Linked DNA regions of Homo sapiens: region 2 is linked to region 1. Evidence: read pairs that join two places in POLR2A ChIA-PET (ENCODE). Cell type or tissue: GM12878. All regions are shown on one strand. Links, peaks and the distances in the headings refer to the core of each region. The heading gives the core; the rest is flanking DNA. Region 1 overlaps CHD9 (chromodomain helicase DNA binding protein 9). Region 2 overlaps CHD9 (chromodomain helicase DNA binding protein 9).

Evidence for each region. Peaks named below come from ENCODE experiments on the same cell type or tissue, not always from the same donor. Only the 100,000 strongest peaks of a DNase experiment are listed, where the experiment ranks them.
Region 2: POLR2A ChIA-PET joins it to region 1 with 5 read pairs; 11 of 35 experiments call an interaction of 5 or more read pairs at or near these places.

Annotation. Positions count from the first base shown.
Region 1 is chr16:53,120,775-53,126,156 of GRCh38, forward strand. The region is part of intron 1 of CHD9 (chromodomain helicase DNA binding protein 9); the gene reads left to right. Among named protein-coding and RNA genes, the nearest start is that of CHD9, 68 kb to the left of the region's middle. RefSeq lists a silencer at 750-950. In GM12878, for the core only: no CTCF peak of the experiment used is centred there; no DNase peak of the experiment used is centred there.
Region 2 is chr16:53,069,419-53,074,800 of GRCh38, forward strand. The region is part of intron 1 of CHD9 (chromodomain helicase DNA binding protein 9); the gene reads left to right. Among named protein-coding and RNA genes, the nearest start is that of CHD9, 17 kb to the left of the region's middle. RefSeq lists an enhancer at 2,684-2,843. In GM12878, for the core only: no CTCF peak of the experiment used is centred there; a DNase peak (open chromatin) is centred at 2,477; H3K4me3 peaks cover 842 bases; H3K27ac peaks cover 1,980 bases.

The sequences.
Region 1 (5,382 bases), core at 177-5,176:
CGGGTGGATCACTTGAGGCCAGGAGTTTGAGAGCAGCCTGGCCAACATGGTAAAATTCTGTCTCTACTAAAAATACAAAAAATTAGCTGGGTGTGGTGGTGCACGCCTGTAATCCCAGCTACTTGGGAGGCTGAGGCAGGAGAATCACTTGAACATGGAAGTTGGAGGCTGCAGTGAGCCAAGATCGTGCCACTGCACTCCAGCCTGGGTGACAGAGCCAGACTCTTGTCTCAAAACAAACAAAAACAAACAAACAAAAACCCTATAAACATACCAATTACAGTACCTGCAAATGAAGGTTAAGTGTTACCAAATTAATAAATATAATTAATTACTGTTTATTTGCTTTAGAAAATAATTGGCCATGAAGCCAGAGGACCATATCTATCTTGTTCATTGTTGTATTCCCAGCCCCTAGCATTGTGCCTGAGACATCACAGATCCCCTTTAAATACTTGCTGAGTGAATTCACTTTTTAAATAACAGCCACATTTCATCCTTTTGATCTCTCCAAACTTGATTTAGATGCAACTTCTCCAGGAGTGCTTATGTTACCCAAAGAGAAACAGATGCACAAAGAGAAGGAATGAGATGCTCGGGGATATTTTATCAAGGAAACCAGCAAACCGTCTTTTTCCTGAAGACCTTTTAAGATTAGGACAAGCAGCTGTTTATAAAAGCAGAACAGTGTTAAGATTTGAACTGTAAAGTAGGATCATGCTTTGAAGTATATTCTAGCTAAAAGCAGGGGATAAACTAGATAAAACTTGGAGACTCTAAGACCTGACCCTGATTAAGTGGGCCTACAAGTGAGAATCTGAAGAACAGCTCTCTGGCTGAACATATCCCTTGGATGTTGTTATTACCAGCTGCCTCTAGATTTGAGAACAGTGCTGAGCATGCTTTTAAATGATCTTTGAGGTACTTTAAGCTAGCTACACCTGAAAGCATACCTAGCCCTCATTTCTGTTTGCTTGAACAAGAGCCTGAAAAAGAAGTCTAAAGAACTTTCTAGTGATATCCTTCAGTCCTGTTCTAAAAAGAACCTGTGTTCTTCACCGAGTTAAGGAAATTTCACAACTCCCAGGGGCTAATGTGGAGTTCATTTTCACTTACTGCTGAATCAACTGAAGTTCCTTTCAGAGTCTTTTCCTAGAGTGGAAAAGTATCTGAGCTCTTCAACCTACTATTCATTAGTGCTGAGAGACAAAAATCATGTTAGAGTCTATAATGTAATGGAGCATAAAACATTTAAGTTATGAATCTGCATAAAATGTGTAAAAGATGAAAAAACATACTTTAATGTTTGTCAGTACTTATTGATCAGTGAAAGAACATTTTCATTAATGCCTCAGCCTGTGAATGGATGTCAATAAAGATGAGTGAGAAGGTATTTCATATACACACACTTGTTCAATATTTATTATATGTTTATTATTCATAATGTATTATTATTTATACGGGAATAATAATCTCTTCTGTAGCCAACACAGCACCTACCCTAGTATACATACATGGTGTAAGTATTTAAATATGTGTAAATTAAGTAAATTATAACAAAGTCACAAAACTGGTGAGCCCAATATAAGAAATGACAGTGCCACTACAACAATCTTCAAACTTTAAAAATTATTTACTGCGGAACTAATTTTATGAATATAATTAAAATATTATCTTTTTGTCTCAACGTGTTCATATGTTAGATTCATATATGTGGATTTAATGCGTACAATACTGTAACAAAGTTGGAAATTGCTGGCTGGGAATCCCTTTTTTTTTTTTTTTTTTGAGACAGAGTCTCACTCTGTGGCCCAGGCTGGAGTACAGTGGCACAATCTTGTCTCACTGCAAACTCCACCTCCCAGGTTCAAGAAGTTCTCTTGCCTTAGCCTCCTGAGTAGCTTGGATTACAGGTGTGCACCACCACACCCAGCTAATTTTTATTTTTTTGAGACGGAGTCTCGCTCTGTCGCCCAGGCTGGAGTGCAGTGGAGCGATCTCCTCTCACTGCAAGCTCTGCCTCCTGGGTTCATGCCATTCTCCTGCCTCAGCCTCCCGAGTAGCTGGGACTATAGGCGCCCGCTACCACGCCCGGCTAATTTTTTTTTTTTTTTTGTATTTTTAGTAGATAACAGGGTTTCACTGTGTTAGCCAGGATGGTCTTGATCTCCTGACCTCGTGATCCACCCACCTCGGCCTCCCAAAGTGCTGGGATTACAGGAGTGAGCCACCGCGCCCGGCCCACACCCAGCTAATTTTTATATTTTTAGTACAGATGGGGATTCACCATGTTGGCCAAGCTGGTCTCGAACTCACACCCTCAGGTGATCCATCTGCCCTGGCCTCCCAAAGTGCTGGGATTACAGGTGTGAGCCACCACGCCCGGCCTGGAATCACTTTTTTTTTTTTTTAACCAGCTTTATTGAGATAGTTTTATACTTGATAAAATTTATACTTCAGTGGTTTCTAGTGTATTCAGAGTTGTGCAAGTATCTCCACAATCTAATTTTAAAACTATTTTATTGCCCCCCAGAAGAAACCCTGTACATAGCTATTAGCAGTCACTCTCCATTCTTCATCCCCCTTCTCCCATGTCAGTCCTAGGCAACCACTAATCTACTTTCTGTCTACTTTCTTACTTTATTCTGGACATTTCATATAAATATAATCAAACAGTCAAGCCTTTTGTATCTGGCTTTCATACTTTTTATTTTTTAATTTTCATTATTATTATTATTATTTTGAGACAAGCGTTTTGCTCTTGTCACCCAGGCTAGAATGCAGTGGCTGTATCTCAGCTCACTGCAACCTCTGCCTCCTGGGTTCAAGCGATCCTCCTGCCTCAGCCTCCTGAGTAGCTGAGATTATAGATGCACACCACAACGCCTGGCAAATTTTTGTATTTTTAGTAGAGACAGGGTTTCACTATGTTGTCCATGCTGGTCTCGAACTCCTGACCTCAAGTGATCTGCCCACCTCGGCCTCCCAAAATGCTGGAATTACAGGCATGAGCCACCACGCCCGGCCTAATTTTTTTAAAATTAAACATCTTTGTGTAATAATTCTGTCTTCTGAGTTGGCTTACTAGGGGATGTATCTGGCTTTTATCACTTAGCATTATGTTTTCAAAGTTCATCTGTGTTGTACTATCAGTACTTAATCTTTTTTTATGGCTGAATAACATTCCAGTTTGTGTATATGCCATTTTTGTTTATCCAGTCATCAGCTGATAGACATTTGGGTTGTTTCCACTTTTGGGCTATTGTGAATCATACTGCTGTGAACATTTGTATGTAAGTTTTTGTATGGACATATGTTTTAATTTCTCTTGGGTTGCTGGGTTATATGGTAACTATGTTTAACTTTTTGAAGAACTGTTTTCCAAAACAACCATCATTTTACATTCCCACCAGCAGTGTACCAGGGTTCGAGGGTTCTACTTTCTCTGCATCTTCAATTACACTTTGTATTACTCTGTTCTCATGCTGCTAATAAGGGCATACCTGAGTAGGGTAATTTATAAAGAAAAAGAAGTCTAATAGACTCACAGTTCCACAGGGTTGGGGAGGCCTCACAATCATGGCAGAAGGCAAAGGAGTAGCAAAGTCACATCTTACATGGTGGCAGGCGAGAGAGAGAGCATGTGTTGGGGAAACTCCCCTTTATAAAACCATCAGATCTGGTGAGACTTAATTTTTTTTTTTTTTTTTTTTTTTTTTTGGAGAAGGTGTCTCGCTCTGTCATCCAGGCTGAAGTGCAGTGGCAATGATCTTGGCTCATTGCAACCTCTGCCTCCTGGTTTCAAGCAATTCTCCTGCCTCAGCCTCCCAAGTAGCTGAGATTACAGGTGCCACCACCATGCCCTGATAATTTTTTGTATTTTTAGTAGAGATGGGGGTTTCACCATGTTGGCTAGGTTGGTCTTGAATTCCTGATCTCTGGTGATCTGCCCTCTTCGGCCTCCCAAAGTGCTGGGATTACAGGTGTGAGCCACCACACCCAGCCTCGTGAGACTTACTATCACGAGAACAACATGGGAAAGACCCACCCTCATGATTTAATTACCTCCCACTGGGGCCCTCCCACTACACGTGGGAATTATGGGAGCTACAATTCGAGTTTTGGGTGGGGACACAGTCAAACCATATCACACTTACTATTGTTTGTCTTTTTTATTGTAGCCATCCTGATGAGAGTGAAGTGGTATCTCATTGTGGTTTTGATTTGCATTTCTCTAACAACTAATGTGTTGAGCATCTTTTCATGTGCATATTGGCTATTTGTAGATCTTCTTTGAAGAAATGTCTACTCAGATACTGTGACCACTTTTTAATTGGATTATTTATGTCTTTGTTGTTTAGTTGTAAGTGCTCTTTATATATTCTGTACACTAAACCCTTATCAGATACAGACTGTCCTTACCTTATCATGGTTCAAGTTAGGATTTTTTTTTTTTTTTTTTTTTTTGAGATGGAGTCTCACTCTGTCACTTAGGCTGGAGTGCAGTGGCGCAATCTCAGCTCACTGCAACCTCCACCTCCTGGGTTCAAGCAATTCCCCTGCCTCAGCCTCCCGAGTAGCTGGGATTATAGGCACGTGCCAACATGCCTGGCTATTTTTTGTATTTTTAGTAGCAATGGGGTTGGCCAAGCTGGTTAACCATGTTGGCCAGGCTGGTCTCGAACTCCTGATCTCAGGTGATCCACCTGCCTCGGCCTTCCAAAGTGCCAGGATTACAGGCATGAGCCACTGCGCCCAGCTGACTTAAGATTTTTTGACGTTGCAGTGGTGCTAAGGTGATACCCATTCAGTAGAAATTGTACTTTGAATTTTGAATTTTTATCTTTTCCCAGGCTAGAGATATATAGTAGATAATCTCTCATGATGGCTTAGCTTTCAGTCAGCCACATGATCACAAAGACAAACAACCCATACTGTATGATGGACTGCGTTGCCAGATGATTTTGCCCAACTGTAGGCTACAGTCAATGTTCTGAGCACATTTAAGGTAGGCTAGACTAAGCTATGATGTTCAGTAGGTTAAGTGTATTAGCTGCATATTCAACTTAACAGTATTTTCAACTTAAAATGGGTTTATCAGGACAAAACTTCATTGTAAGTTGAGGAGCATCTGTAATTTATTTGCAAATATTTTCTCTCATTCTGTTTTGTCTTTCTTTGCACTTTCTTAACAGTGTCTTTTGACACTGAAAAGGTTTTCTATTTTGATGAAGTTTAATCTACTTTTTGTGGTTTCTTGTATGAAAGTTTTTAATTTTAATGAAGTCTAGTTTATATTTTCTTTTGTCATTTATGCTTTTGGTGTCATATGAAGGAAATCATTGCCTAATCCAAGATCCTAAAGATTTACTTCTATTTTTC
Region 2 (5,382 bases), core at 313-5,312, 51 kb before region 1:
ACAACTCCCCTTCCCCCTTAACCCCATCCCTGGCAACCACCATTTTACTTTCTGTCTTTGTGAGTTTGACTACTCTGGGTACCTCATCTAGGTAGAATTACACAGTATTTATCCTTTAGTGACTGGCTTATTTCACTAAGCCTAATGTCTTCAAGGTTCATATTCCATTTTAATAGACTGTGGTATGTATCTGCCACAGTGTGTTTATCCATTCATCTGTTGGTGGACACTTGGGTTACTTCCACTTTTTGGCTATTGTGAATAACACTGCTATGAACATGGGTGTATAGATATCTGTTTATGTTCCTACTTGCAATTCTGTTGAATATATACCTATAATGGAATTGCTGGATCTTATGGTAATTCTGTGTGCCATTTTTCAAGGAATCATCATATCATTTTCAACAGCTGCTGTACCATTTTACATCCCACCAACAATGCACCAAGGTTTCCATTTCTCCACATCCTTGTCAACGTTTGTTATTTTCTGTTTGTTTGTGTGTGGTTTTTTTTGATCATAGGTGTCCTATCCTGGTGTGAAGTGGTATCTCATTGTGGTTTTGATTTTCAGTTTTCTAATGATTAGTGATGTTGAGCATCTTTTCATGCGCTTACTGGCCATTTGTATATCTTCCTTGGAAAAATATCTATTCAAGGTATTTGCTGATTTTTAAAATCAGGCTGGGTTGTTTGTTTCTTTGTTGTTGAGTTGTGGGGTTCTTTATCTATTTTGGGTATCAGTCCCTTACCAGATAACAATTCCAAGTATTTTCTCTGTGGATTGCCTTTTTAGTCTGTTAATTATGTCCTTTGAATGCACAGAAGTTTTTAATTTTAATGTTTAATTTATGTATTTTTTTCTTTTGTGCTTTTGGTGTTGTATTCAAGAAATCATTGCCAAATCAATGTCATAAAGTTTTCCCTCTATATTTTCTTCTAAGAGTGTTATGGTTTTAGCTCTTATATTTTAAGTTTTTGATCCATTTTGAGTTACTTTTTGTATGTCATGTAAGGTTAAGGATACAACTTCATTTTTTTGCACGAGTAGCATGTCTTTCTTTCTTTCTTTCTTTCCTTCCTTCCTTCCTTCCTTCCTTCCTTCCTTCCTTCCTTCCTCTCTCTCTCTCTCTCTCTCTTTCTTTCTGTCTTTCTTTTTTTTGGAGTCTTGCTCTGTCACCCAGGCTGGAGTGTAATGGCGTGATCTTGGCTCACTGCAACCTCTGCCTCCCGGGTTCATGTGATTCTCTTGCCTCAGCTTCCTGAATAGCTGGACTACAGACATGCACCACCATGCCCAGCTAATTTTTGTAGTTTTAGTAGAAACAAGATTTCACCATGTTGGCCAGGCTGGTCTCAAACTCCTGACCTCAAGTGATCCGCCTGTCTTGGCCTCCCAAAGTGCTGGGATAACAGGCATGAGCCACCGCACCTGGCCATATGTCTTTCTTTATGCAAATACTACATTGCTTTGATTACTGTAGCTTTGTAGTAAGTTTTGAAATCAGGATGTGTGAGTCCTCCAGATTTGTTCTTTTTCATGATTATTTTGGCTATTTGGGGTCCCTTGGGATTGCTTATGAATTTTAGGGTGGATTTTTCTATTTCTGCAAAAAGTCATTGAGATTTTGATAGCAATTACATTGACTCTGTAGATCACTTTGGGTAGCACTGACATCTCAATATTATGTCTTCCAAGTCATCATGGGATGTCTTTCCATTTACTTATATCTTCTTTAACTTCTTTCACCAGTGTTTTGTAGTTTTTGGTGTAGAAGACGTTCACCTCCTTGATTAAATTTATTCCTAAGTATTATGTTCTTTTCAATACTCACATTCATTTTTGAGGCTCTTGATATATTTAAAAATGAAGAAATGCAAAACAGGATACTAATATGGTAGTCATTTTGAACTGTTTGGTCCCTTCAGTGTGTCTCAGAGATGGTGTTATATAGACAATGACAGTGTTATATAGAGTCAAAAGCCTAGGTTTAAGTCATTTCAAAAATGTGAGCCCCTACCCATTCACCCCACTGTGATTGTAAGAAAGGGTTTGCGAGTTCCTCTTCCTGGGGTAGGAATGGGAATAGTAAAATATTCCCTCAGGTGAGCCCTCCTGGGGGCCAGCAAAGACTTGTCATCACTATAGGCATAATCAATACATCTTCCCAGAAAGTGATTCTGAGAACATTCAGGTGCCTTTAAAGCCTCAGGCTAGAAGACCCCAGAGCCCCAGCATCATGGAGACTGAAGCAGAAACAGTCACTCAGAGCTGCAGAAGAAAGAGAGCCATCAGCTCGCCCACCCCTCGGTCCTGCTCACCCTGCGGGGATTTTGTTGTCTGTCTTTCTGGCCCACCTCGGTTTCAGTTTGAAGAACTGTGCTGAGGACAAAGGTGAGGGAACACAGTGTGATGGCCAGCCCTACTCAGGCATTTCCCCATACCCCAGAAAGCATTTCAACGGCAGGCCTTTCCTCTTCTGTCACTCAACGGTTTGGGGGCTTTCTTACCCTCAGGACAGCTGGTGAAACTGTGTTCTTTTTCAGGCATTGAGTTTATTGTGCATCTTGTTTTTCTGGCCTCTGGGGATACATGTGCAACACAGACACACATGCATGCACACCCACCTCTGTATCCAAATGTCTGCAGAATTCATAGGCGCCAGTGTCTAGAGACAGACTCTGTCTCCTTTTCTTTCTTCTTTCTACCTCCTACTCTCCCTGCTGAAGTCTGTTGTTGTCTTATCCCCAGCCGGAAGCCCCCCTCTGTCACAGGGCCAACTTCCCGGCCACTTGTTCCCCTCCAGCTGCTGCTCCTGCAGGCCCAGCCAACTCCTATTTCCATAGCAACCAAAACTCATTTTTCCATTTCTGCCTTTCTACTTTGGAAGGAAAGCCATAAGTCTTTTTTTTTTTTTATAATTGGGATCCCTGCAATATTTTTTTCCAATTTAAAAAATACATGTAAAATTTATCACCATAACTTTTTTTTTTTTTTTTTTGAGGCAGGGTCTTGCTCTGTTGCTCAGGCTAGAGTACAGTGGTGTAATCATATAGCTCACTGTAGCCTCTAACTCCTGGGCTCAAGCGACCCCCAACCCCACCTCACCCCACCCCACCATGCCTGGCTAACTTTTTAATTTTTTGTAGAGACAGGGTCTCAATATGTTGCCTGGTCTCGAACTCCTGGGTTCAAGCAATCCTCTTGCCTCAGCTTCCCAAAATGCTGGGATTATAGGTATGAGCCACTATGCCCAGCCTATAACTTTTTATTTTTTTATTTTTTTTATTTTTTTTTGAGACAGAGTCTAGCTCTTTGCCCAGGCTACAGTGCAGTGGCACAATCTTGGCTCACTGCAAACTCCACCTCCCGGGTTCAAGCAATTCTCCTGCCTCAGCCTCCTGAGTAGCTGGGACTACAGGCGCCTGCCACCACGCCCAGCTAATTTTTGTATTTTTAGTAGAGACGTGGTTTCACCATGTTAGCCAGGCTGGTATTGAACTCCTTACCTCAGGTGATCCACCCGCCTCGGTCTCCCAAAGTGCTGAGATTATAGGCTTCAGCCACCACGCCCGGCCATCCCTATAACCATTTTCATATCTATGGTTCTGTGATATTAAATATATTCATAGTGATGTGTAACCATCACCACTATCCATCTCTAGAATTCCTTTCATCTTGTAAAACTAAAACTCTGTACCCGTTAAACACTAACTTTCTATTTTCGCCTCCCCGTAGCCCTGGCAACAGCCAATCTGCTGTGTGTCTCTATGAATTTGACTACTCTGAGTGCCTCATACCAGTGGAATCAGATAGTATTTGTTTTTGGTGACTGGCTAATTTTACTTAGCGTGATGACCTCAAGGTTCATCCGTGTCGTAGCCTATGTCAGCATTTCCTTCCTTTTAAGGCTGAATACTATTCCACTGTATATGTTTATGTACCACAGTCTTATCCATTTGTCTGTTGATGTTCACTTGGATTGCTTCTACCTCTTGACTGTTGTGAATGATGCTGCTATGAATGTGAATGTACAAATATCTCTTTGAGACTCTGTTTTCAATATTTTTGAATATATATCCAGAAGTGGAACTGCTAGATCATATGGTAATATGGTTTGGCTCTGTGTCCCCACCCAAATCTCATCTTGAACTGTATTCCCATAATTCCCACCTGTGGTGGGAGCGGCCCAGTTGGAGATAATTTGAATCATGGGATGGTTTCCTCAGTACTGTTCTCGTGGTAGTGAATAAGTCTCATGAGATCTGATGGGTTTATCAGGGGTTTTTGCTTTTGCATCTTTCTCATTTTCTCTAACTGCTGCCATGTAAGAAGTGCCTTTTGCCTCCCACCATAATTCTGAGGCCTCCTCAGCCATGTGGAACAATTAAACCTCCTTTTCTTCCTAGTCTCATGTATGTCTTTATCAGCAGTGTAAAAACAGACTAATACAGTAAATTGGTACCAGTAGAGTGGGGCGCTGCTGAAAAGATACCCAAAAATGTGGAAGCGACTTTGGAACTGGGTAATAGGCAGAGATTGGAACAGTTTGGAGGGCTCAGAAGAAGACACGAAAATGTGGGAAAGTTTGGAACTTCCTAGAGACTTGTTGAATGGCTTTGACAAAATACTGATAATGATATGGACAATGAAATCGAGGCTGAGGTGGTCTCAGATAGAGTTAAGGAACTTGTTGGGAACTGGAGCAAAGGTGACTCTTCTTTATGTTTTAGCAAAGAGACTGGTGGCATTTTGCCCTTGCCCTAGAGATTTGTGGAACTTTGAAATTGAGAGAGATGATTTAGGGTATCTGGTGGAAGATATTTCTAAGCAGCAAAGCATTCAAGAGTTGACTTGGGTGCTGTTAAAGGCATTCAGTTTTAAAAGGGAAGCAGAGCATAAAAGTTCAGAAAATTTGCAGCCTGACAATGCAATAGAAAAGCAAATCCCATTTTCTGAGGAGACATTCAAGCAGGCTGCAAAAATTTGCATAAGTAATGAGGAGCTGAATGTTAATCCCCAGGACAATGGAGAAAATGTCTCCAGGAAATGGCAGAGACCTTTGCGGCAGCCTCTCCCATCACAGGCCCAGAGGTTGAGGAGGAAAAAATGGTTTTGTGGATAGGCCCCAGGGTCCCCATGCTGTGTGCAGTCTAGGGACTTGGTGCCCTGCATCCCAGCCACTCCAGCCGTGGGTGAAAGGGGTCAATGTAGAGCTTGGGCCATGGCTTCGGAGGGTGCAAGCACCAAGCCTTGGCAGCTTCCATGTGGTGTTGAGCCTGTGGCTGCACAGAAGTCAAGAACTGGGGTTTGGGAACCTCCGCCTAGATTTTAGAAGATGTATGGAGACGCCTGGATGCCCAGGCAGAAGTTTGCTGCAGGGT